Regions from separate parts of the Mus musculus genome. Here region 1 is linked to region 2. The links are chromatin loops, found by intact Hi-C in ENCODE. Cell type or tissue: heart. All regions are shown on one strand.

Evidence for each region. Hi-C counts contacts between places; a loop is a spot of excess contacts. Peaks named below come from ENCODE experiments on the same cell type or tissue, not always from the same donor. Only the 100,000 strongest peaks of a DNase experiment are listed, where the experiment ranks them.
Region 1: a loop joins it to region 2, with 2.8 times the contacts of the local background. A loop is called at or near these places in 1 of 42 quality-filtered maps.

What each region holds. Positions count from the first base shown.
Region 1 is chr7:127,360,568-127,365,567 of GRCm38, forward strand. It overlaps the pseudogene Gm51260. Among named protein-coding and RNA genes, the nearest start is that of Zfp747, 13 kb to the right of the region's middle. In heart, a CTCF peak has its summit at 1,990; a DNase peak (open chromatin) is centred at 3,764; H3K4me3 peaks cover 1,419 bases; H3K27ac peaks cover 628 bases; H3K27me3 peaks cover 1,820 bases.
Region 2 is chr7:127,585,870-127,590,869 of GRCm38, forward strand. It overlaps Ccdc189 (coiled-coil domain containing 189), which reads right to left and starts at 2,726. Exons shown (of 9, transcript NM_001033040.3): 1 at 2,008-2,726; 2 at 1,695-1,726; 3 at 954-1,019; 4 at 406-575. The coding sequence starts at 2,220. It overlaps Rnf40 (ring finger protein 40), which reads left to right and starts at 2,829. Exons shown (of 20, transcript NM_172281.2): 1 at 2,829-2,942; 2 at 3,056-3,259; 3 at 3,643-3,810; 4 at 3,888-4,029; 5 at 4,638-4,844. The coding sequence starts at 3,128. In heart, no CTCF peak of the experiment used is centred here; DNase peaks (open chromatin) are centred at 2,372, 2,772 and 3,842; H3K4me3 peaks cover 2,747 bases; H3K27ac peaks cover 1,797 bases.

The DNA.
Region 1 (5,000 bases), 230 kb before region 2:
TTTACCTGCTCAAACACAGAGCAGAGAAATATTGTTAGCTGTTTTGTGCACACTGCACATTCTACAGATGGTTGTGAACTTTCATGTGGTTGTTGCAAATTGAATTTTAGGACCTCTGCTCCCTCTGGTCAACCCTGCTCGCTCTAGTTGGCCCCACTCAATTTGAACTCGGGACCTTTGGAAGAGGAGTCAGGGCTCTTACCCACTGAGCCACCTCACCAGCCCCTCCACACCTCTGTTAATTCATACATGTATGTTACTTTTAAAAGTTTGTATGTTGGGGCTGGCGAGTGATCCAGCCTCACAGACTGCCTCAATTGCCGGTTCTTCAAAGAGTTGCATCCAGGACAACTTCAAAGCAGGATGTTCCAGCCTCTCAGATTGCTTCAGCCAGGACTTCAGAAAAGCCCTGCACTTTCCCATCACACAGAGACTGAACAGCAAACGATACAGCTATCTCTTCCAGGACTTGACCAATAGCCCAATTTTTCTAGGTACCTTTGCCCCCAAAGAACAGGAAGGAATTTTAAGAGAAAGATGCCCTGACTCTCAGCAGATGGGTGACTGGTTTTGATGGTTCGATGGGTGATGGATCTTTGTTGTCATTTAACACTGCTGTTGACAAGCTGTTATTGGACTTGGTCAGGGAGAAAGCAAATTAAAAGACGTTAGACCTAGGGATCTCTTTCTCTTTTTTTCTTTCCTCTATTCTTCTTTCTCTCTTTTCTAGTGTTAAGAGGAAAGGAGGGGGAAGACGAAAAGAAAAAGGGGGGGTATGAATGATAGGATAAAAGGGTAGATTATCTGTTACGGGCACTCCGAGGATCTTGTGAACCCAGGGCCGAGCATGTGGCAGTAACAACTAGGACGTTCGGGGCTACAGGCGAGGAGGTGGAGGAGAAGGTGGAAGAGGAGGGGGGGGGGGAAGGAGGAGGAGGAGGAAGAGGCAGATGGCTTGGAGCTGCCCCGGACTTGTGAGTGCCCGCCGTGCCACGCCCTGTCACGCGGCCTCAGGCTGGCCTCTGGCTCAGCACCTGCACTCTGTTTGTCCCCAGGGTGAGGGGCAGAGTCCAGGACAATGTTCTATACCTGGCCCAGCACCACGGGATGGCCCTGGGATGCCCGTGAAGCATCTCTGGCATGCTCCTCCTGCCGTGTGTATGTATGTGAATGAGGCCCACCTGGAGCTCCTGCCTCCTCGTGAGGAGAGGGAGGACGACATGTTGGACAGGTTCCACCGCTCCAGGAGAACTGGACTTGGCTGCCAGTTGTGCTGACCCCTGAGCTGGAAGGAGTCAGGTTTACTCTTCCCAAGATCATCAGGATGTTTGGCCACTTCCCCATACCCCACTAACATGAGCTCAGCCGCTAGACAGACCAGGGCCATGGAACTGAAGAGAAAAGCCATGCTTTCTGCCGCAGATATTATGAATGTAATTCTTACCTGATTTTTTTCATAGATGCTTACTGTATATAGTTTATTGGTGTTAGAGAAAGAGCCTTTTATTGGACTAAAAGGGGAGATACTGAGATAATGTTAGATCTCTCTACAATTGCTTGTCCTGTAGGATTGTAAGGTATGTTAATATCATGTTTCAGGCCACAATGTCTAACATAACGGACATTATAATTCGACATAGGTTGAAGCATCATCAACTTCAATCTGTAAGGCATTTCCAATATTGCTATCTAAATGTGCAATCTCATCATCAGCCTCTTCAGAGCCCAAGGCAGAAGCACATTGAAATCTTGAGTAAGTATCAATTGTATGATGTATTTACGTATGTTTATATCTTAAGTCTCTGAACTCTACAAAATGAAACATATAATTTATTGTATGATTCACAAACAGAATCTTTAATTTTAGCTCAGCATATAGACCTTCATTTAGTAATTGATCCTTGACGATATTATTACAATATCTAGTCTGATTAGGTCGGGCCTCTTTACATAGCATGTCGATAGACTGCTATTCTGCGATATTATCACAGGGTGGCGCTGTAAGCCTTAGACTGAATTCCTCTGAAGATCCTTTATTCTGCTTTTCTTTTCCTTTTGTTTTGTTTTGTTTTGTTTTGTTGATTTTCGAGACAGGGTTTCTCTGTATATTCCTGGCTGTCCTGGAACTCACTTTGTAGACCAGGCTGGCCTCGAACTCAGAAATCTGCCTGCTAGCCGGGCGTGGTGGCGCACGCCTTTAATCCCAGCACTCCGGAGGCAGAGGCAGGTGGATTAAAGGCGTGCACCACACGCCCAGATCCTTTATTCTGAATCAAAGGATTTTCTGATCTCTTTTCTGTCGCCTCCAACCTAGTATTTAATTTTTCAGTCTTTCCCTTCTGCTTTATTCTGATCTCACTGGAAAGGGATTTATAAAATTGCAATCATCACTGAAAATATAATTATTTGTTTGCTGATAATTTAAACAAAATTATACAGAATCCACATGCCTTCTGTCATTGTATTTTCCATTTTATTAAACAAAGAAAGCATTTTCTTTTAATCTCTTTAATTCTCTCTTTCCTTTGGAGAGTTCTCTTTATTATGCACATTTACAGAACATTTTTACTTACTTTCTTTCTCCTTTCTTCGGAGACTTTATTTTATATTCAAACTCAGTATTTCTGTCTATGATTGTGTTCGGTTTCTTTTCTTCAGCATATATGTATCTTTCAAAACACTTCTACTTCTCGCTTTCTTCTTCAGAGACATTACTGTCTATGCGCATCTATTTCTCTTTTACCGTTTTCGAACTTAATATCTTTTACTGCATTAAATTTTCTCTACATTTTTTCCATCCTTCTGTGATTTAGCCTTTTTCATTTTTCTTAACACACACTCTCTCTCTCTCTCTCTCTGCATGCTTTTGCTGGCATGCCTTCTGCTGCGACAAGCTTCTCTGTCCTGCTGCCTTCTGCACCAGTGCAGGCTCCTTTCTGCTGCATGGCCAGCTCATCGCGCTGGCTGCTGGCTCTCCTGAGTCTAGCCTTGGCAGCTTCTGTGCTTAGGCTGGCCTGCATTGTACAGCCTGTCCCCTCCTGCCACCCTGGGCTGGACGAGTCCGCTGTTTGTGCTCCCATGAGAGTCCAGCCTCACCTTGCCACGCACCATCTGGCACCTCGCCTACTCCCAGCTCGGGGAAGTTGCTGGGCCCGCGCTGCGGCCGTTTCTACCTGGTCTCCCGAGAATGAACTGGATCTGCGCTGCTGCCGGCTACAGTGTGGGCGCTCCTTACTAGTTGAGGTAGGTTCTGGCTCCGCCGCAGCCAGGCGAATGCGGGGGACACTGCTGCGGAGCTGTGACAGTGGACAGCGGAGTTAGCTCACCGGCTTCATTCCGCGGCACAGCAGGGCCTCTGAAGGAGCTGCGCCTGTGAAGTGCCCTGAGGCTTTGGTTCCCTGATTCCCCGTTCCTTCCAGGCTTTGCTGCTCATCAGGGGCTCTAGGCATCTCCGGACCACCTCCTGCCCAGCTAGAAACTGCTATGGGAAGTATTGGTTCTCTGCTTTTCGAAGGCCTGAAGCTTTGACATTATGTGCCCTTACATTGGACGCTAAACTTAACGGTGATGGTCTTTCTATGCTCGCCCTTACTCTGAGTAACCACACTGACTGTTATTATAGGGATTAGAAGTTTAGGCGCTATTGTTGGGCAGATTCTCAGCAAGTCTAATTTGGCAATATTGACCTGGCCTATGTGGTCTATTACCTGTTAGTCCTCTCTTAGTCCTTGCTTCCTTCTCCAAGTCTGGCTAGGAACTTCTGCCTCTCTGGCTCCCACTGAGATCTCACTTCGTAACCGGAAGTCCTGTCCTTCTTCTCCAGACCATCTATTGGCCATTCAGATCTTTATTTAACCAATCGCAAGCCAATGGAGTCCAATATTATAAAATACTGAGCCAAGAGATGCTGTCATTATAATGTGTGTGTGTGTGTGTGTGTGTGTGTGTGTTGTACAAGTCCTGCCTGCAATCAGATCTCTGCCAACACAGAAATTAGCATCTGAATAACACAAAGCTAATCTTCCTACAGTCACAACAAAACCACCACTCCACTAAAACGTTAATTTCCTGGATTCTTGCTTTTCAGCTGTGGAGAGGCTTCTGCAGACTTCTGGGCAAGGGGCGCTTTCTTTCTCCTGTACCCATAACTTTCATGTCTCAGTGCAAATACATTGGGTCAAGATCAGGTTTCTGCTCACTAGGTCTGTACTAAGCTTAAAGATGGAGCAGGAATGACTTCCCATGGCCCAGAGTGATTTCAGATCTCCCAGCAGATTGTGCCAAGGCCCGAGTGACACAGGGAGCTTCGGCTCTGGGAGGCTGCTGACAGTGAGTGCCCAGGATGCATGCGGTGCACAGCTATGGCAGAGCTTTGGTGGGAGTGCTGCTCTGGGCTGTCAGCTGCTGTCTTCAGAATGTGAAACCCATCGTTCCAAGCCCCCCCTGCCTTTTAAAGTTTCAGTCGGATGATCAGATGTTATCTGATGGGCCTGACACCAGCATCCTCAGCGGCTGTGCGTCTGTCTGACGAGTGTTCATAACCAGAATACACAAAGAACTCAAAAAACAAAGTAAAAACAAACAAACAAACAACCGCATATGACCCATTCAAAATAAGGGCATAGCATCTGAACACAGAGTTCTGAAGGGAAGAAATAGGAATGACTAAGAAATATCTCCAGAAATGTTCATCATCCCTAGCAATTACAGAAATGAAAGTCGAGACAACTGTGAGACTTCATCTGACCCCAGTCAGAATGGGAAAAAAAACCCAACAACAACAAAATAACCAACAACGAATGCAGGAGAGGACATAGGGGACGGGGCCACACATTCACTGTTGATGGGATGGAAAACTGATCAGGAAATCAGCCTAAAATTAAATCTCCCACATGAAGCAGCTCTGGCATCCTCTGGCATATGCACAGAGGACTGAACACAGTATTCCACAGGTACTTGCTCAGCCATGGTTTTTGCTTCCTTATTTCTCTGTGTGTGTG
Region 2 (5,000 bases):
TGTCACGTGTCCCAGGCTAACTTTGAACTTCTGACTCATCTGCCTTTTAGGAAAGAAACTTCCTAAGTGCTAGGATTATGGATATGTGCCACCTCACTTGAGTACACAGGGTTGGAAGTGAACCCAGGATTTTGTACTTAGGCAAGCACTCTACTAAGTGGGCTATATCCCCAGCCCCCTATTTAGATACTTCTCAGAACAGACCCATAATATTAGTACTATGTGTTTCATTTCTTAATAAGGGAAGCTCTCAAAGGTGATAAATGTGGTACATTAATACCACCTATGGTGGAACACAAATCCCAGACTGCAGGTTCCCTACTTTAGTTCTCCACGGTCACTTCTGCCAGCCCAGCCTCCTCTCCTAGGGCTCAAACCTTTTGGTGGCTACCTCCCTCTCCTCACCAACACAGGCCTTGTGAAGATCTTGGAGCATGGCACAGGCTGCTGATGTCTGCTCTGGTGAAAAGCCCTGCTGGCGGCAGAAGATAAGTGCGTGGGAGAAGAGGTCCAAGATAATGGCATCCCGCAGGCTCTGCTCAGGAAAGCCAAGCTCCAAGAGCTCAGCAAGAACCCTTGGGGGGGGGGGTGGAAGAGGCATGAGTGACAGACAGCAGGGGTTCGCCCGCCCCCCACCTCACCTTAGGATTTATTTCTATTATATGGGTAGTTTCCCTGTATATGTGCAACACATGCTTTTCTGGTACCCATGGAGACCAGAAGAAGGTATTGGATCCTCTGGAACTTGAGTTATAGACTATGTGGATGCTGGGAACCAAACCTGGGTCCTCTGGAAGAACAGCCATTGCTGTTAATGGCTGAGCTGCCTCTGCAGCCCTGAACACAAGCCTCTTCTCGTCTCCATTGCCTGACACTCACTCTATACTTTAAAGTTTGTCATTTCTTGTGTCTCCCCTCCCAAGAGTTCAGTCTCGCCCAACTCAAACCCATACTCTCTCATCTTTTCCACAGTGGCTGCCTTCTCCAGTCTGTGCATAGAATGGATGTCCAGGTATTTCCTGTCAGGAAAAGATGAGACAAATCACTGGTGGTTCATACAACTTCCCCGATGGGGCTGCAACTTGGAGAGTTTCAGTGGGGATCAGGAGCTGAGACTTGGCGAACTTGCTAAGGAACCTTTAGCAAATCATTTCACTGTCAACGGGGAACATCATGGTCTAGAATCCAGTCTGTAGATTTAGCAGATTTTTTTTTTATTTATAAACCCACTGATTAGAAAAGAGTTGTGCCAGGTAGTGGTGGTACACTCACTGTACCCAGCACTGTGAGGCAGAGGCAGGCGGATCTCTTGAGTTTGAGGCCAGCCTGGTCTACAGAGTGAGTTTCAGGATAGCCAAAGCTACAAGGAGAAACAATGTCTTGAAAACCCCCCAAAAAACAACTTTGAGTCCTTGTCTTGCTCTGTGTGACCTTGATGAAGTCCCCTGGGCCTTGGCATCGGTGTGCACAGTGCTCCATCATTGCAGCTGTGTACATTCCTGCCTTTGCCTCCCTTCTCACACCGCCACTTTACACTGAGGCACCTGGCACGCTGGTGACTCGTTACCTTGAGCACTTCTCAGTCTCATCTTTGTAAAACTGGAGAGCCCTGGCTGGACAGGACTGTTGAGGACACCTTACAGGAGTAATACAAATGAGAAGTGTAACTTTTCCCCTGGGCTCTCCACACTCACCACATACAGATCCGGGGCTGGGGTAGTGGTGGCTGCGGAGAGAAGACAGATTATGGGACAAATAGATACGACAGTATGTATCCCCTAGTCCCTAGTACCTCATGAATTTCTAGCAGGTCTGAGTGTGCTATAATTTTAACTATAGCAAAATAGGTAAAACCGGGCTTCGGTGGGCTCGAAATACTATTTAGCAGCCTATTTACAATCAAAGCAACTCCAGGAAATTCCCTAATGTTGATAAACGTAATGACTGGCGGCACCTTTTTTGGGAAACCTAAGTATTCACTAGAGGACAACTCTGTCCCGCCCTCACCGGGAACAAGTTGGCTCCAGGATCTTCAGCCACTTCCACAGGGCTACTAGTGGCTTCTGCGGGCGACTCGGTCTGCATGTCTGTTCCGTTCCTTATGGCCGAGCCGTCCACCGAGCTGGGACTCCTGTCCAGTTCCTCCTGCAATTTGGGAGATTGTTCCGACTCCATCTGCACCTTCATTCCCAGGCTCTGGCTGGAACTGGGGGTAATCATCTCTTCGTCCTTCTTAGCCTCAGTCAAGGGCTCTCCAGCCTGGGCTCTGGGACAGCCAGCTCTCCCACTGCAAAGCCCGGTCCTGCCCCTTCTAGTGTTTCTTCAGAGGCGGTGAAGCGAGAGGCAGCCAATCCGCAGAGGGCGTCTTCCCAACTTGTCTCCCCGGTGACCGTTGTTAAGGAAAGTAGAAAGTACAAGCCCACGCCAATCATTGAAAAGATAGAGCGCATGCGTAACGAGTTGCACGTGCCTCTTAGAAGTTGCTTGTAAGGGTGCTTTTGAGGGTCGGTCTTTTTAAAGATTTAATTTAAATCTTTAAAAGATTGTGTTTGTGCGTGCGTGTGCGCACATATGTACAGGATGTTCGGGAGGGCTCCGCGGAGGCCAGGAGAGGATGACGGATCCTCTGGATCTGGAGTTACAAGGGGTCGTGTACCGAGTACCCCGAACAGCAGCAAAGGCTCCACCCCTCCATCTCCTAGTGCAACTGCGGGGTCAGTAACTATGGGAACCGCCTGCTGGCCAATCATTAAGAGAAATACAGTCCGTCGCGGGGTTGGAGGGGTGGGACTAAAAGACTCGAGAGGAGGAACCAAGAGCTACCAATAGAAACAGGAAATAAGTTTCGCCACATCCGGAGCGGCTCTGACGCCTGCGCTGTGCGTCTGGCGGCCGGTGACGTCCGGTGAAATCCAAGATGGTGGCGCTTGGCTGACCCTACGGTAAGTGCGGACCCCCGTCCGGCGGGGGCGGGGTCCGGGAGATATGTCCAGGGGGACGCTCAGGACTGCGGAGCTCCAGACGCATCCACAGCTCAGCTCTCTGTTTTCTGCAGGTGACGGAAGTGCCGCCTCCACCCGCCTGCCAGCCCCGGAGAGCCCTGAGTTGCCCCTCCGCCACCGCCGCTATGTCTGGCCTCAGCAACAAGCGCGCCGCCGGCGACGGGGGCTCAGGACCCCCAGAGAAGAAGATGAACCGCGAGGAGAAGACCACGACCACTCTAATCGAACCCATTCGTCTCGGCGGCATTTCTTCCACGGTTGGTGGGCTTTTGCGAAAGTCACATTTGGCCTGCGCCCAAAGTGTTTGGAATCTTGTGTGTGCTCGTGTGTATATACACAAACCGGGTGGTGAGGGTGGGTGTGCCAACGGCGTGAATGTGATCAGAGAACAACTTTACGGAGTCCCTTCTGGCCTTTTACTTATGCGCACATATGTTCCCGTAAGTCCTGTGTGATGTGTCTGAGTTGGAAACAGGTAGGGGCAGGAACGGAATGTGAAGCTCTCATGACTAGCATATTCTCTTTGCAAGTGTCTGAGCCTTGCTATATACCTCTCCCCTTTCAGTCTAATCCTTGTCCTATTGTGTGTCAGTGATGGTTCAGGGTCCTGCCCGACACTCTGCCTCTTCCCTTCTGGTAGGAGGAGATGGATTCCAAGGTACTGCAGTTCAAGAACAAGAAGCTGGCGGAGCGGTTGGAGCAGCGGCAAGCCTGCGAGGATGAGCTCCGGGAGAGAATTGAGAAATTGGAGAAGAGGCAGGCCACTGATGATGCCACACTCCTCATCGTCAACCGCTACTGGGCCCAGGTGGATGCCTGAAGAGCGAGCGTCCTACTGGGAGAAGCCCTGAGGCATTCCTAACCTCTTGTTCTTTCTTCTTTCAGCTGGATGAAACTGTAGAAGCCCTCCTCCAGTGCTACGAGAACCAGAGGGAACTGTCTTCAGGGACAGAGGTGCCTGGGTGCCAAGAGGGCCTGACCCGTGATGTGATCCCTCGACCAGACCCAGGGACATCAGATCTGAGGGGTAGGACCAGGGCCCTGGGGAGCTTATGTTCTCAGAAAGGTTTTGAGGAGGAGGTGACTTTGATGTGGGGCTACCGAAATGCCCGGCACTTGGGAAGCAGAAGTTGCTGTCCTGGAACTCACTTTGTAGACCAGGCTGGCTTCAAACTCAGAAATTTGCCTGCCTCTGCCTCCCGAGTGCTGGGATTAAAGGCGTGTGCCACCACGCCCATCGTGAGACTCTGTCTTAAAAACATGGGTTTTTTGTTTTTTTTTTTTTTTTTGGTTTTTTTAATATTCTTTTTTAATGGAATGAACAAAGTTTTAGAATCTAATTGGATTTTCATAATCCCAGCCTTCTGAAAAGTAGAAGCAGAAGTCTTTCTGTTTATCAATTAATTCATTTATTTTGGTTTTTCAAGACAGGGTTTCTCTGTGTAATGTTGGCTGACTTGGAACTCACTCTGTAGACTAGGCTGGCCTCAAACTCAGAGTGTGCTGGGATTAAAGGTGTGCGCCACCACCACCCGGCAGCCATGGAATACCAAGCAGCTTATTCTGGGACTTGGTAGAGGTTGATGGTCCCTGCTGTGGCCTTTCATTCTGATGAGGATTCTCTGTCCCTTCCAGAACCGCTGCCAGTGCAGTTTCGAGCCCCTCTCAGTGAGCCGGCCTTGGCTTTTGTGGTGGCACTGGGCGCCAGCAGCTGTGAGGAAGTGGAGCTGCAGCTGCAGGGTCGGATGGAATTCTCCAAGGCTGCCGTGTCTCGGGTGGTCGAGGCCTCGGACCGCCTGCAACGGCAGGTGGAAGAACTCTGTCAGCGAGTATACAGCCGGGGTTAGTTCTGTGGACCCTACCCTGAGAAATCCACCCTGGCCTGCGTTGTTCAGAGTCCCCAGTAAATGTCAGCCTTGTTCTTGTTGGGACAACTTAGTTCAGACGGGGATTTCAGCTTTAGTTCCTGAAGTGGGGCTCTAGAGAGACGGCTGGAGG